Linked DNA regions of Homo sapiens: region 2 is linked to region 1. A link is an interaction called in ENCODE POLR2A ChIA-PET data of the cell type or tissue named here. Cell type or tissue: HepG2. All regions are shown on one strand. Links, peaks and the distances in the headings refer to the core of each region. The heading gives the core; the rest is flanking DNA.

Evidence for each region. Peaks named below come from ENCODE experiments on the same cell type or tissue, not always from the same donor. Only the 100,000 strongest peaks of a DNase experiment are listed, where the experiment ranks them.
Region 2: POLR2A ChIA-PET joins it to region 1 with 7 read pairs; 9 of 35 experiments call an interaction of 5 or more read pairs at or near these places.

The regions. Positions count from the first base shown.
Region 1 is chr14:24,192,148-24,200,075 of GRCh38, reverse strand. It overlaps TM9SF1 (transmembrane 9 superfamily member 1), which reads left to right and starts at 4,635. Exons shown (of 6, transcript NM_006405.7): 1 at 4,635-4,730; 2 at 5,040-5,401; 3 at 6,807-7,428; 4 at 7,720-7,905. The coding sequence starts at 5,057. RefSeq lists enhancers at 3,737-3,976, 4,227-4,286, 4,356-5,055 and silencers at 4,487-4,546, 4,687-4,866. In HepG2, for the core only: no CTCF peak of the experiment used is centred there; DNase peaks (open chromatin) are centred at 3,515, 3,835 and 4,365; H3K4me3 peaks cover 2,719 bases.
Region 2 is chr14:24,318,775-24,324,950 of GRCh38, reverse strand. ADCY4 (adenylate cyclase 4) reads left to right here. Exons shown (of 25, transcript NM_001198568.2): 15 at 560-644; 16 at 752-889; 17 at 1,497-1,607; 18 at 1,863-2,047; 19 at 2,243-2,327; 20 at 2,727-2,885; 21 at 5,063-5,209; 22 at 5,515-5,622; 23 at 5,739-5,853; 24 at 6,173-6,176. Among named protein-coding and RNA genes, the nearest start is that of LTB4R, 10 kb to the right of the region's middle. RefSeq lists an enhancer at 2,380-3,339. In HepG2, for the core only: no CTCF peak of the experiment used is centred there; no DNase peak of the experiment used is centred there; H3K27me3 peaks cover 3,107 bases.

The DNA.
Region 1 (7,928 bases), core at 2,108-6,107:
TTGGGCAACATAGCAAAAACCCATTTCTACGAAAAATACCAATATTAGCTAGGTGTGGTGGCATGTGCCTATAGTCTCAGCTACTCAGAAGGATCACTTGAGCCTGGGAGGTGAAGGCTGCAGTGAACCAAGATGGCACCACTGCACTCCAGCCTGGGTGACAAAGTGAGACCCTGTCTCAAAAACAAAAACAAACAAAAACATGAGACTGGGTAGTTTGTAAAGAAAAGAGGTTTAGGCCGGGTGCAGTGGCTCACGCCTGTAATCCCAACACTCTGGGAGGCCAAATTAGGCAGGCGGATCACAAGGTCAAGAGATCAAGACCATCCTGGCCAACATGGTGAAACCACATCTCTACTAAAAATACAAAAATTAGCTGGGCATGGTGGTGTGTGGCTGTAGTCCCAGCTACTCTGGAGGCTGAGGCAGGAGAATCACTTGAACCTGGGAGGGGGAGGTTGCAGTGAGCCAAGATCACACCACTGCACTCTAGCCTGGCGACAGAGCAAGACTCCGTCTCAAAAAAAAAAAAAAAAAAAAAGAAAAGAAAAGAAAAGAGGTTTAATTGGCTCACCGTTCTGCAGGCTGTATAGGAAGCATGGTGCTGGCTCAGCTTCTGGGGAGGCCTCAGGAAGCTTATAATCAAAACGGAAGGTGAAGGGGAAGCAGGGACATCACGTGGTGAGAATGGGAGTGAGAGAGAGAGAGTTGTGGTGGAGGTGCCACACGCTTTTAAACAACCAGATCTTGTGAGAACTCATAGGGTAAATACTACACCAAACCATGAGGGGTCCGCCCCCATGATCCAAAAACCTCCCACCAGGACCCACCTACAGCATTGGGGATTACATTTCAACATGAGATTTGGGCAGGGATAACTATCCAAACTATATCAGTGGGGGACAGAGGGGCAGAGAAAAGAACAAGGGAAGAATCCAAATTCTCATATCTTCCATCCTCCAAAACAGAATACTTCAAGAACAGATTATGCCACAGGCATGCAATAAATTCCCATTTATTGACAGTCTGACCTTGCTGGCAGGATGGTTCCAAAGTTCTGTTGGAAGCCAGCTCTATATCCTCAATCTAGCAAGATGAGCAGTTTTCCAGGGCACACCATGGTAAGGGGGCCCACCCAATCCTGCCCATCTGATCCCACAGGCTGGCCCCCGGATAGGTAACTTGGTGGCAACTCTAGTCTCTCATCATGTACAGGGGGTAAACCAGTTCATGCGAAGATCATGTATTAAGCTGCCTAACATATACAAAAACACTGCTAGGTCCTGAGGAAACAGAGATGAATAAATTACAGTCTTCCTCTGAGGAGTTTGAAATTAGCAAGGGAGACAGACACATAAGAAGTAAAATAACACTACAGTGAGATATGCTATAAACAAACCTGGGAGGAGATGTAAGGGAAGGCTTTATAGAGAAGGTGACATTTGCACTGTTCAAAAAAAAAGGATAAGGCCAGGTGCAGTGGCTCATGCCTGTAATCCCAGCACTTTGGGAGGTCAAGGCGGGCGGATCACGAAGTCAGGAGTTCGAGACCAGCCTGGCCAATATGGTGAAACCCCATCTCTACTAAAAAATACAAAAATTAGCCGGGCATGGTGGTGCGCACCTGTAGTCCCAGCTACTCGGGAGGCTGGGGCAGGAGAATCGCTTGAACTCGGAGGTGGAGGTTGCAGTGAACTGAGATCACACCACTACACTCCAGCCTGGTTGACAGTGAGACTGTCTCAAAAAAAAAAAAAAAAAAAAAAAAAGGCCAGGCACGGTGGCTCACACTTGTAATCCCAGCACTTTGGGAGGCCAAGGCGGGCAGATCATGAGGTTGGGAGATCGAGACCATCCTGGCTAACACTGTGAAACCCCGTCTCTACTGAAAATACAAAAACAAAAATTAGCCGGGCGTGGTGGCAGGCACCTGTAGTCCCAGCTACTCGGGAGGCTGAGGCGGGAGAATGGCGTGAACCTGGGAGGCGGAGCTTGCAGTGAGCAGAGATCACGCCACTGCACTCCGGCCTGGGCAACAGAGCGAGACTCTGTCTCAAAAAAAAAAAAAAAAAAGATAAGTAGGGAATAGGAGATTGGGTGGTTTAGGCAGGAGGAACAATATGAGGCTTGCCGGCTTGAGAGAATATGATATTCAGTATTTCTATTTGAATACAGAATAGGGTTCCAGAAGGGGAATGTACCTTGAGAAGTAATTAGGATCCAGGTCTGAGCAGTCTCATATGCCAGGCTATTTTGACTCTACCTTGTATGCTCATATAATCTGGGTATACATCAAAATCAGTGCTTATTTTTTTGAGACAGAGTTTGGTTCTTGTTGCCCAGGCTGGAGTGCAATGGTGCAGTCTCAGCTCACTGCAACCTCCGCCTCCTGGGTTCAAGCGATTACCCTGCCTCAGCCTCCCAAGTGGCTGGGGTTATAGCCATGAGCCACCATGCCCGGCTAATTTTTTTTGTATTTTTAGTAGAGACGGGGTTTCACCATGTTGGACAGGCTGGTCTTGAACTCCCGACCTCAGGTAATCCACCTCGGCCTCCCAAAGTGCTGGGATTACAGGAGTGAGCCACTACGCCCGGCCTCAGTGCTTGCTTTTTTTAAAAAAAAAAAAATGCTGATGACCAGGCACCCCCTCCCCTGAGAATCCTGATTTTAAAAAAGAAACTTTCCAGTAGCAGTGTGAAAAATGACCCAGGGGGAAGGTGACTAGGAGACTAGCAAGGTGGCTCTCATGGTAGTTTAGGTGAGAGAAGATGGAGCCTGAACCAAAGAGGTGGAGGCAAGCATCTGGAAGATATTCAGGAAATAAGTGGAGAGGGCTTGGTGACACTGATATCTGAGCGGGAAGATAGAGAGAAAGAGGCCCAAGTTTCTGGCTTTAGAGACCAGGTGGTTGTCAGTTAGAGATTATTTCTAAGCCACTCTCAGTTCTTGTTCTTTTTTCTTTTTCTTTTTCTTTTTTTTTTTTTTTTTGAGATGGAGTCCCGCTCTGTTGCCCAGGCTGGAGTGCAATGGCCTGATCTCGGTTCACTGCAACCTCCGCTTCCCAGGTTCAAGCTATTCTCCTGCCTCAGCCTCACAAGTGGCTGGGGTTACAGGCGCCCGCCACCAGGCCCAGCTAATTTTTTTGTATTTTTAGTAGAGACAGGGTTTCGCCATGTTAGGCTGGTCTCGAACTCCCGACCTCGGGTGATCTGCCCGCCTTGGCCTCCCAAAGTGCTGGTATTACAGGCGTGAGCCCACCGCGCCCGACCTCAGTTCTTTTTCTAATTAGAAAATTCACTGATTGTCTAACAAAACTCCACCATCTGCTTCTTTGAACCTCACCTATATCTGCAGGGAAAGAACTGGGTCAGAAAGGGCAGTAATTGTAGAAGCAGGTAAATTAAGGGCTTTTCAGGCCAGAAGTCACTTGTGATTTTTCCACTGTGCTTCTTCCCCTGGGGAGAGAGAAGCTTAAGTCCACTTCCTTACACGTTGCTCCCAGGTGGCAAAACAGAAGTCACTGCTCAAAGGTCCGATTTTCAAGGGGAACTCCCTAGACGGCAGATCCCCTTTAAAACAGCTGAGACAAACACAAGGGTAAACTTTTTCAAAATAATCTGCCATACAAAGTGAAGAGAAGCCCAAAGACATACACAGTGATAAATAAGAACAAAAACATAGACTAACGGACCTCGAGATACTTTACCGTCAATTAACAATAACCATGTTAGGCTGCCCAACTCACAGAGTCAAAGGACAGACCTCTCTCCTTGCGCGCCTCTGCGCCAAACCGGGTTTCGGCTTGCTTATCGTGGGCTCTGAACGGTCACTGTGCGGCCAGGGAAGTCTCCAGCACAGCCTCGGGAAGACATTCCTATTACATATTTATCACTTTGGCGCTGGCCATTCGTGACAGGTGGGAGACGAGTGAGGTGAGATTCAGATGTTGGGACCCTTGCATGGGACAGATGCCCAAAGCTTCGCCCCTTCCCCGGTTTGGGGGCCACGAACCGCCTCTCAGGGCTCAGCCTCAGCAGCAGGTGGTTCAGCCGGAAAGTGCTTCGAACCCAGACGCCGCCTGCGCTCCATCTCCCCGGCCCTCGCTAGTCCCGTCCCGCGGGGACAGCTCTCGGGCCTCGGCCAGCGCGAGCCTCCTGGCCAAGAGCTCTCAAACCCCAAATCTTTCCAGGAGCAAGCGAGCGGCCTAGCAGCCACTCCTCTCCCGAAGGGGTGTCAGGGTCCTCGCTGCCAGGCCTCAGCCCCCTCCCCGGGAAGCCGTCGCGAAGGAGTCCCCAGGGGCCGCAGCAGCGAAGGCCCTCTGCGTTCCAGGCAAGGAGCTTTCCGCCAGGCTGAGGTCGCCGCCGGTGAGGGCGGAAGTGGTAAGACTGACGTGTCCTGGGCCGCGCTGCCGATCGCCGGGAGGACCCCCGCCTCGCCGAAGACGGGCGGGGCAAGCCGAGCCTCACGGGGTCCCCGGAGCTGGGCCGGGCCTCCAGATGGAGAAGGCGCAACGGGGAGTTCTTGAGTAAGCCAGAGCGGTGTCCAGCGCGGTGTAGCCGCAGCCGCCGCTGTCAGGCGCAGCAACGGGCAACCCCGTAGAAGTCGGTCGGCAGGTCCTCTCCAACCCGCCGCTACCGCGCCGCTGTGGGAGAGACCCCAGCAGGAGCCCAAAGGCAGCTACGGGGGCGCGAAGGCCGCTGGCGCCGCCTCGGCCAGCCCTTCCCGCGCGGTGAGGACCCCGGGGCTGTGGCGGGAAGGGACCCGAGGTGCGAGACCGAGCGGCGTTGCCATGGAAACGGGCCAGGGCGCGTAGTAGAGGCCCCGGGCCAGACGGGCTGCGGGTGGGGTGAACCCCAGGTTGGGAGGATGAGAGAGCAGAGGTGGAGCGGGGTCTTTGGGATAGAGAGACGTGGGGTAGGGTGAGGCGGGGAGGGGGCCAATGGGAGCAAGTGGAGCCAGGGGACCTCAGTTCGAGGCACCTGACCTGGGGTTTCTGTAACCTCCCTGGTTTCTATAACCTCAGGATTCCCCCAAACAGGTTCCACTGCCTTAAGGATGACAGTCGTAGGGAACCCTCGAAGTTGGAGCTGCCAGTGGTTGCCAATCCTGATACTGTTGCTGGGCACAGGCCATGGGCCAGGGGTGGAAGGCGTGACACACTACAAGGCCGGCGACCCTGTTATTCTGTATGTCAACAAAGTGGGACCCTACCATAACCCTCAGGAAACTTACCACTACTATCAGCTTCCAGTCTGCTGCCCTGAGAAGATACGTCACAAAAGCCTTAGCCTGGGTGAAGTGCTGGATGGGGACCGAATGGCTGAGTCTTTGTATGAGATCCGCTTTCGGGAAAACGTGGAGAAGAGAATTCTGTGCCACATGCAGCTCAGTTCTGCACAGGTCAGCCTCTCCACATTGGCTATCACGTAGCCCTCCTTCCCAGAGACTAACAGTGCCTTACATTTATGGTTCAGGGTACCTTTATGGAAATTGTCTGATTTGATTCTAACTACAATACAACCCAGTGTGGCAGGCAGGTTAGGTGATGCTATTCTAATTCAGTTGACTAAGATACATACTTGCTCAGAAGTTACTTTTTTCAAGATTACATGGACAGTGATTTGCAGAACTGATATCAGAGCCCAGGGTTTCTTACTGCAAGCTTCTCTGTTGGTCATGAGGTCCCAACTATCAGTCCCACATAGTTCTGTTTCCTTCCATGCCTACCTCTTGGCTGTTTCTTAGCTGTTTCCTGTAGTCTCTACCTAAACTTCCCTGTCATGCTTTTTCTTTAGTGAATCCTGGTACTTCTCCTTAGTCCACTCCAGACCTCCTTATACCTCACCGCTCTCCTTTTTCTAGGCCTTAACCCTGTCAAGCCATACTTGCTCTTTTTTGGAGAATCTCAACATACTAGAGTCTAACCCAGTGATTGTCAACAGGGAACAGTTTTGTCCCCCAAGGGACATTTAGCAATGTCTGGAGACATTTTTTGTTGTTACAGCTGGGGGGGTACTACCAGCATAGAATGGGAAGAGGCCAGGAAAGCTACATCCTACAGTGCACGGGATAACCCCACTATGACAAAGAATTATCCAACCCAGGCTGGGTGTGGTGGCTCACTCCTGTAATCCCAGCACTTTTTTTTTTTTTTTGAGACAGAGTCTTGCTCTGTCGCCCAGGCTGGAGTGCCGTGGCGCAATCTCGGCTCACTGCAAGCTCCACCTCCCGGGTTCACGCCATTCTCCTGCCTCAGCCTCCCGAGTAGCTGGGACTACAGGCGCCCGCCACCACGCCCAGCTAATTTTTTGTATTTTTAGTAGAGACGGGGTTTCACCGTGTTAGCCAGGATGGTCTCGATCTCCTGACCTCGTGATCTGCCCGCCTCGGCCTCCCAAAGTGTTGGGATTACAGGCATGAGCCTCCGCACCCGACCAATCCCAGCACTTTGGGAGGCCGAGGCAGGCAGATCATGAGGTCAGGAATTTGAGACTAGCCTGGCCAACATGGTGAAACCCTGTCTCTACTAAAAATACAAAAATTAGCTGGGTGTGGTGGTGGGCGCCTGTAATCCCAGCTACTCGGGAGGCTGAGGCAGGAGAATTGCTTGAACCCAGGAGGCAGAAGTTGCAGTAAGCCGAGATCGCACCACTGCACTCCAGCCTGGGTGACAGAGCAAGACTCCATCTCGAAAAAAAAGAATTATCCACCCCAAAATATCAGTAGTGCTGAAGGTGAGAAACTTTGCTGTAACTCTGCGCCTGGGGAGATCTTGTGTGACCAACTCCTGACTTGCTCTTTATAGGTGGAGCAGCTGCGCCAGGCCATTGAAGAACTGTACTACTTTGAATTTGTGGTAGATGACTTGCCAATCCGGGGCTTTGTGGGCTACATGGAGGAGAGTGGTTTCCTGCCACACAGCCACAAGATAGGACTCTGGACCCATTTGGACTTCCACCTAGAATTCCATGGAGACCGAATTATATTTGCCAATGTTTCAGTGCGGGACGTCAAGCCCCACAGCTTGGATGGGTTACGACCTGACGAGTTCCTAGGCCTTACCCACACTTATAGCGTGCGCTGGTCTGAGACTTCAGTGGAGCGTCGGAGTGACAGGCGCCGTGGTGACGATGGTGGTTTCTTTCCTCGAACACTGGAAATCCATTGGTTGTCCATCATCAACTCCATGGTGCTTGTGTTTTTACTGGTGGGTTTTGTGGCTGTCATTCTAATGCGTGTGCTTCGGAATGACCTGGCTCGGTACAACTTAGATGAGGAGACCACCTCTGCAGGTTCTGGTGATGACTTTGACCAGGGTGACAATGGCTGGAAAATTATCCATACAGATGTCTTCCGCTTCCCCCCATACCGTGGTCTGCTCTGTGCTGTGCTTGGCGTGGGTGCCCAGTTCCTGGCCCTTGGCACTGGTGAGGTGATAAAAATGAATTGGGGATTTATCTCATGGGATAGAACTAGGTAGGGAGTTTGTTCAGAAAAGGTCTGTGGATCTTCTCTTCTATCCAGAGGGGCAGACCTAAGGGATAGGGTGGCTCTAGCAAGAATGCACGTATTCTATTGTAGATTTTCTGGATAGCAAAACTGGGGGAGATTGTTTTGCTGGAGGCCCTGGGTCTGGGAGAAGGGGGGCTGATTCCTCTGAAATTGCTAGAAGAGACACAGGTGAGGCCTAACTTGGGCTTTCCGCTACCGTCCTGCAGGCATTATTGTCATGGCACTGCTGGGCATGTTCAATGTGCACCGTCATGGGGCCATTAACTCAGCAGCCATCTTGTTGTATGCCCTGACCTGCTGCATCTCTGGCTACGTGTCCAGCCACTTCTACCGGCAGATTGGAGGCGAGCGTTGGGTGTGGAACATCATTCTCACCACCAGTCTCTTCTCTGGTGAGGACTTTCCTTTCCCTGGT
Region 2 (6,176 bases), core at 174-4,173, 130 kb before region 1:
AGGTGGATCACCTGAGGTCAGGAGTGAAAGACTAGCCTGGCCAACATGGTGAAACCCCATCTCTACTAAAAATACAAAAATTTGCTGGGTGAGATGGCAGGCGCCTGTAATCCCAGCTACTCGGGAGGCTGAGGCAGGAGAATCGCTCAAACCCGGGAGGCGGAGTTTGCAGTGAGCCAAGATCACACCACTGCACTCCAGCCAGGGCAACAGAGCGAGACTCCGCCTCAAAAAAAAAGAAAAAAAAAAAACTCAGCCAAGTTAAAGAGCTTTGGGCTAAAGGCCCAGAGATCAGTCTGCCGTAGCCTCAGCCATTCTTGTGAGCCCCCACTCCCCACCATATGGGTCCCTGTTCCACCTCGACACTGCTCTAGACCCTTAAGCCAGCCAACCCAGATCATCAGAATGCAATGTCTTCTATCAGCCGGGACCCCATCGCCAGCCAACCCAGATTCCCCAGAACCACTTCCCCTATCTCCCACCCAGCTCACACAGCACCTTCATAGCACACAGGGAGCCTGTTCTGGCACTTCAAGGCCTCGCTTTTGTCTCCCTTCAGGCCCCCAGCTCTGGCCATCACGTATAGCATCACCTTCCTCCTCTTCCTCCTCATCCTTTTTGTCTGCTTCTCAGAGGACCTGATGGTGAGGTGGGCTGAGGGGTGGAAGTGGTATGCCGGAGCCCTGGTCACAACCTGTCCTGAAGAGGGTGCCCCAGCCCCGTGGCTAAGATGCCCATGCTCCCTCCACAGAGGTGTGTCCTGAAAGGCCCCAAGATGCTGCACTGGCTGCCTGCACTGTCTGGCCTGGTGGCCACACGACCAGGACTGAGAATAGCCTTGGGCACCGCCACCATCCTCCTTGTCTTTGCCATGGCCATTACCAGCCTGGTGAGGACAGAGGGGGCCCTATCCACCCCCATGAGGGCATGTTGGACCTGCCAGGGACTGAAAGGGAACCCCTGGATTTGGGCAGGCAGCTGGACTAAGCCCAGGGGATGCTGGAAATGTTGTACAAATAGAAAGAAAAAAATTACAGTCTCCAGCAATCTACCATCTGGGCATAATAGTTGTTGATAACACTTCGGTGAATGTCCTTCTTATCTTTTTTCTGTGTAGGCAGTTACTTATTACTTAGATCACTTGGCTGATTCTTCAGGATTTAGACTCATTCCTAGAATTCTATTCCTGGTGGGCACCTGGGAATCACCCACCAGCCAAGTTACAGAAGAAGAAACTAAGGCCCAGAGAGGCTAAGTGGCTGGCAAGAGCTCACACAGTGGCTCAGAGTCAGAGGAGTACTCTTGACGCCCCTCACATAACTCCTCCCCGAGTGAGGACCCCAGTGCTGAGGTTCCCTTCCCAACCAGAAATAGCAGGATCCACCCCTTTGGACGAGTCTTCCCCTGACTCATCCCTGGGTCAGCTGAAACCCAGCACAAGCCACCACTGTGCCCAAGAAGCTACCTGCCTCTTCAACTCCTCATCTCCTCTGCAGTTCTTCTTCCCAACATCATCAGACTGCCCTTTCCAAGCTCCCAATGTGTCCTCCATGATTTCCAACCTCTCCTGGGAGCTCCCTGGGTCTCTGCCTCTCATCAGTGTCCCAGTGAGTGTTCCCACATGCCCTTAATCTCCTTCTGCACACCCTTCCTCAGCCCAAGCCCACAGCCCCCTGAGTGGAGGAACGCTCCATTCTGTGGATTAGAACAGACATAAGTCACACCCAGTGTGTATCAGTGTGTATGATGCCCCCTGTCTCCCAGATAGGACCTGGGCCTGGGAGGGACAGGAAGGGAGCCCTCAGGTGTCCCCCCTCTGCCTATGGGACATGCCCACTCCTGACCCCTGCCTGGCCCCACAGTACTCCATGCACTGCTGCACGCTGGGCTTCCTCTCCTGCTCCCTCTTTCTGCACATGAGCTTCGAGCTGAAGCTGCTGCTGCTCCTGCTGTGGCTGGCGGCATCCTGCTCCCTCTTCCTGCACTCCCATGCCTGGCTGTCGGAATGCCTCATCGTCCGCCTCTATCTGGGCCCCTTGGACTCCAGGTGTGCACAGCTGCTGGACAGAGGTGCCGGGCCCCCTGGGATGGGGTGAGATGGGATACAGCAGAGCTGTCCTGGCCTCACCGACCTGAATCACCCACAGGGCAAAGTGGGAGGGAAGCGGAGGCCTACATGGGGGCAGGGAGAAGGCCAGGAAGGGGGAAAGCAAGGGGTCACCCTGATCCATGGCCCCTTCAGGCCCGGAGTGCTGAAGGAGCCCAAACTGATGGGTGCTATCTCCTTCTTCATCTTCTTCTTCACCCTCCTTGTCCTGGCTCGCCAGGTAAGTCACCCAGCTCAGCCCCACCAGGGCCCACCTATGAGTGGCCCCCATATCTGTGACTTGATCTTTCTAATCTCCAGGGTTGAATGCCCATTGGAAGCTTCTAAGCGAGCCTTCCTGCTTCCTTTCTTCTCCTTCACTCCCTGCCCCTCCTTTCTCCCACACCCCTATCTGGGAAAGCCCATGCTTTAGAAAAAGTCTGCTGCCAATTCTCTATCCCTAGTCTGAATCTAATTTCAAGGATAGTCTCTCTCCAAGTATACTTACACCTTAAGCTCTACTTCTAAACTGGGGGTGGGGTGGGGGTGGTTTCAGGCATCATGGAGTTGGGGCTGAACACTCAGGAGCTGGGCTTCCCCTGCTCTGTGTCTCCCCATGGCCCCGGGTGACCCTCCCCAGAATGAGTACTACTGCCGCCTGGACTTCCTGTGGAAGAAGAAGCTGAGGCAGGAGAGGGAGGAGACAGAGACGATGGAGAACCTGACTCGGCTGCTCTTGGAGAACGTGCTCCCTGCACACGTGGCCCCCCAGTTCATTGGCCAGAACCGGCGCAACGAGGTGACTCCTGACCCCCTGACTCCTGAGCCACGGATGCCATAGGGCCTAATTTCAGATGAAAGCCTTGACCTATGGCCCGTTTTCTCTAGAACCCCCAGAAGGGTCACCCAAGCCCTTGTGCTTGTCAAGCGTCTTTGTTTTCACAACATCTTAGATTCTTTCTTTGGTGAGCACAAAACTGCATTTCAAATTCTTACTTGGAAGGCATGTCTTCTCTAACTCATGACCATTCCATACATTCCAGAAGCCTAGGCGTTGATGGGAGCTGTCTGGAGCAGGGGTCCCCAGCCCCCAGGCCGCAGACTGATACTAGTCCATGACCTGTTGGGAACTGGGCTACACAGCAGGAGGTGAGCGGTGAGCCAGCACTACCGCCTGAGCTCTGCCTCTTGTCAGATCAGTAGCAGCATCAGATTCTCATAGGAACTTGAACCTTATTGTGAACTGCACATGCAAGGGGTCTAGGTTGTACACTCCTTATGAAAATCTATTAGGCTGGTGCAAAATTAATCGCAGTTTTTGCCATTAAAAGTAATATAATTAAAAGTAATTACTTTTTTTTTTTTTTAAGACACAGTTTCACTCTCATCGCTCAGGCTGGAGTGCAACAGAGTTTCACTCTCGTCGCTCAGGCTGGAGTGCAACAGAGTTTCACTCTCGTCGCTCAGGCTGGAGTGCATGTAATGGCACGGTCTCAGCTCACTGAAACCTCCGCCTCCTGGGTTCAAGCAATTCTCCTGCCTCAGCCTCCCAGGTAGCTGGGATTACAGGCGCCTGCCACCATGCCTGGCTAATTTTTTTTATATTTTTTTTTTTTAGTAGAGACAGGGTTTCACCATGTTGGTCAGGCTGATCTCGATCTCCTGATCTCAGGTGATCCACCCACCTTGGCCTCCCAAAATGCTGAGATTACAGGCGCACCGCACCCGGCCTAAAAGTAATTACTTTTAATGGCAAAAAAAAAAAAAAAAAAGAAATGCAATTAATTTTGCACCAACCTAATAACTAATGCCTGATGATCTGAAGTAGAACAGTTTCATCCCAAAACCATCCCCCACCACAGCCTGGGTGCGTGGAAAACTTGTCTTCCATGAAACCCATCCTTGGGTCCAAAAAGGTTGGGGACTGCTGGTCTAGAGGATACAGTCCACCCCTCTCTCTAGACCTGCACTATCCAATATGGTAGCCATTAGCCATATGAAATTTTAATGTTAATTAATTAAAATAAAATATTCAGTTCCTCAGTTGCACCAGCCACATTTCCAGGGCTCAACAGCCACTCGTAGCTAGTGGCCACCCTATTGGACACTGCACATAGGGAATGTTTCCATTGCAAAAATTTCTATTGGATGCTGCTGCTCTAGATCCTCAAAAATCTTGCTAGCGCCAAACCATCAGAAATTCACCCACATATTTGTACCATCTTATTTGTATCATCTGCTGGCCCTCTGCTGTGGAAATGCTCTTGGCTCATATTGAGGGATGTTAAAAGAAACAGCTCAGGAGCTCTTTCACAGCCTTATGCCCCCACCGCCTGCTCCCTGCTCTCAAGATCAGTAGTTCTTTTCTGGTTTCTTCTCTTACAGACACAAGGAATCTTGTAATCGATCCTTTTCTCTCTTCACTTTGGCTGCTAGAAAGCTGAGAGCCAAAATCTAAGACTAAATAGGATTTCATGGCACTCATTTTGTGAACCACCCTCAGATCTGATTCCATCTTTATTATCTTACCCTTATTTTCCCTTTGCCTCATAGTCCCTATTGTTGCTTACTTCATCTTTCATTTTGTACCTATCTTAACTGACTTAAACACTTAAACACATTTTACCCTTGGTTTTGTAGCCGGCTTAATTGACTTAAACACCTTTCAGCAATAAGATAGGATATAGAAATAATTCACATTGACAGGATCCCAGTTCTAGGAGTGACTCCCTTCGTGTTGCTGTGAGGTGATCCTAACGCCAAACCTCTGTCTCTTCTAGAATTACAATGAGATCTAAGCTTTGACTCCTAAGTCACTTCCCTGGGGTAGCCTGGCCCTACTCCTCTCCCTCCTTCCCAATTCTTCTTAAACAGGGAGACCAGGAGTGTGGACATGGGGAGGAGGGCCCCACGCAGACCTCTAGAAGGGAGAGGAACATGACACACACCCCTCACTCCAGTCTCCTGTTCCCCCAGGATCTCTACCACCAGTCCTATGAATGCGTTTGTGTCCTCTTCGCCTCAGTCCCAGACTTCAAGGAGTTCTACTCTGAATCCAACATCAATCATGAGGGCCTAGAGTGTCTGAGGCTGCTCAATGAGATAATTGCTGATTTTGATGAGGTGAAAATTCCAAGAGTCTCCCAGACCCTATGTCCTAGATTCTAGAATTTTCCACCAGTACCTCCTTCCACTTTGCTTTTCTGGCCATGAAGTCAATCCTCCCCTCCACAGTACTCCCTCACCTCCTCTGATCCCCCAGATCTACCCACTCCAGCAACACTGCCCACCACCAACCCTCTCCTTCCTGACACTATCTCCACTCCCACAGCCTGATCCTTTAACTCCAAAGGCTTGGGGCTGGGCTTCTGGGAGAGGTGATGGAGAGAGTAAGAGAGACTGGGGACAGGACTCTTCTCTATATACAGCTGCTCTCCAAGCCCAAGTTCAGTGGGGTGGAGAAGATCAAGACCATCGGCAGCACCTACATGGCAGCCACAGGCTTAAATGCCACCTCTGGACAGGATGCACAACAGGTACGGCAACCCTTCCTTACCTACCATCCTCCTCTGGGCTCTCATTGATGGGCTTATTAGTGGGACTTATTCCTGTGCCCTCACTGGCCCACCCTGGTGGGCGGGCCCATTGCCAGGATGCTGAACGGAGCTGCAGCCACCTTGGCACTATGGTGGAATTTGCCGTGGCCCTGGGGTCTAAGCTGGACGTCATCAACAAGCATTCATTCAACAACTTCCGCCTGCGAGTGGGTGAGAGACTTCCCCTGCTGCAGCAGTCTGGTACCTCCTCACCTTCCTGAGCTTGCCCCACTCCAAGTCCTTTGTTAGCTGCTCCCAGTTCATCCTGAAGCCCCTTTCCTGACTCACTCCCTGGGATGGGGTGTGAAGGTGCTGGGCAAGGAGGTACGAGGCTCTCCCACTCTTTTTCTTAAGCTACATTCCTCCAGCCCTTAGAGACCCCTCCTCTCCTCTAGGGCCCCCCAGGCTCTTCTCCCTTCCTTCCAGTTCCTTGTGGCTTCCTCTTCCCCTCTTCCTTCTCCAAGTCTGTCATTACCACATCCCTCATTAGGGTT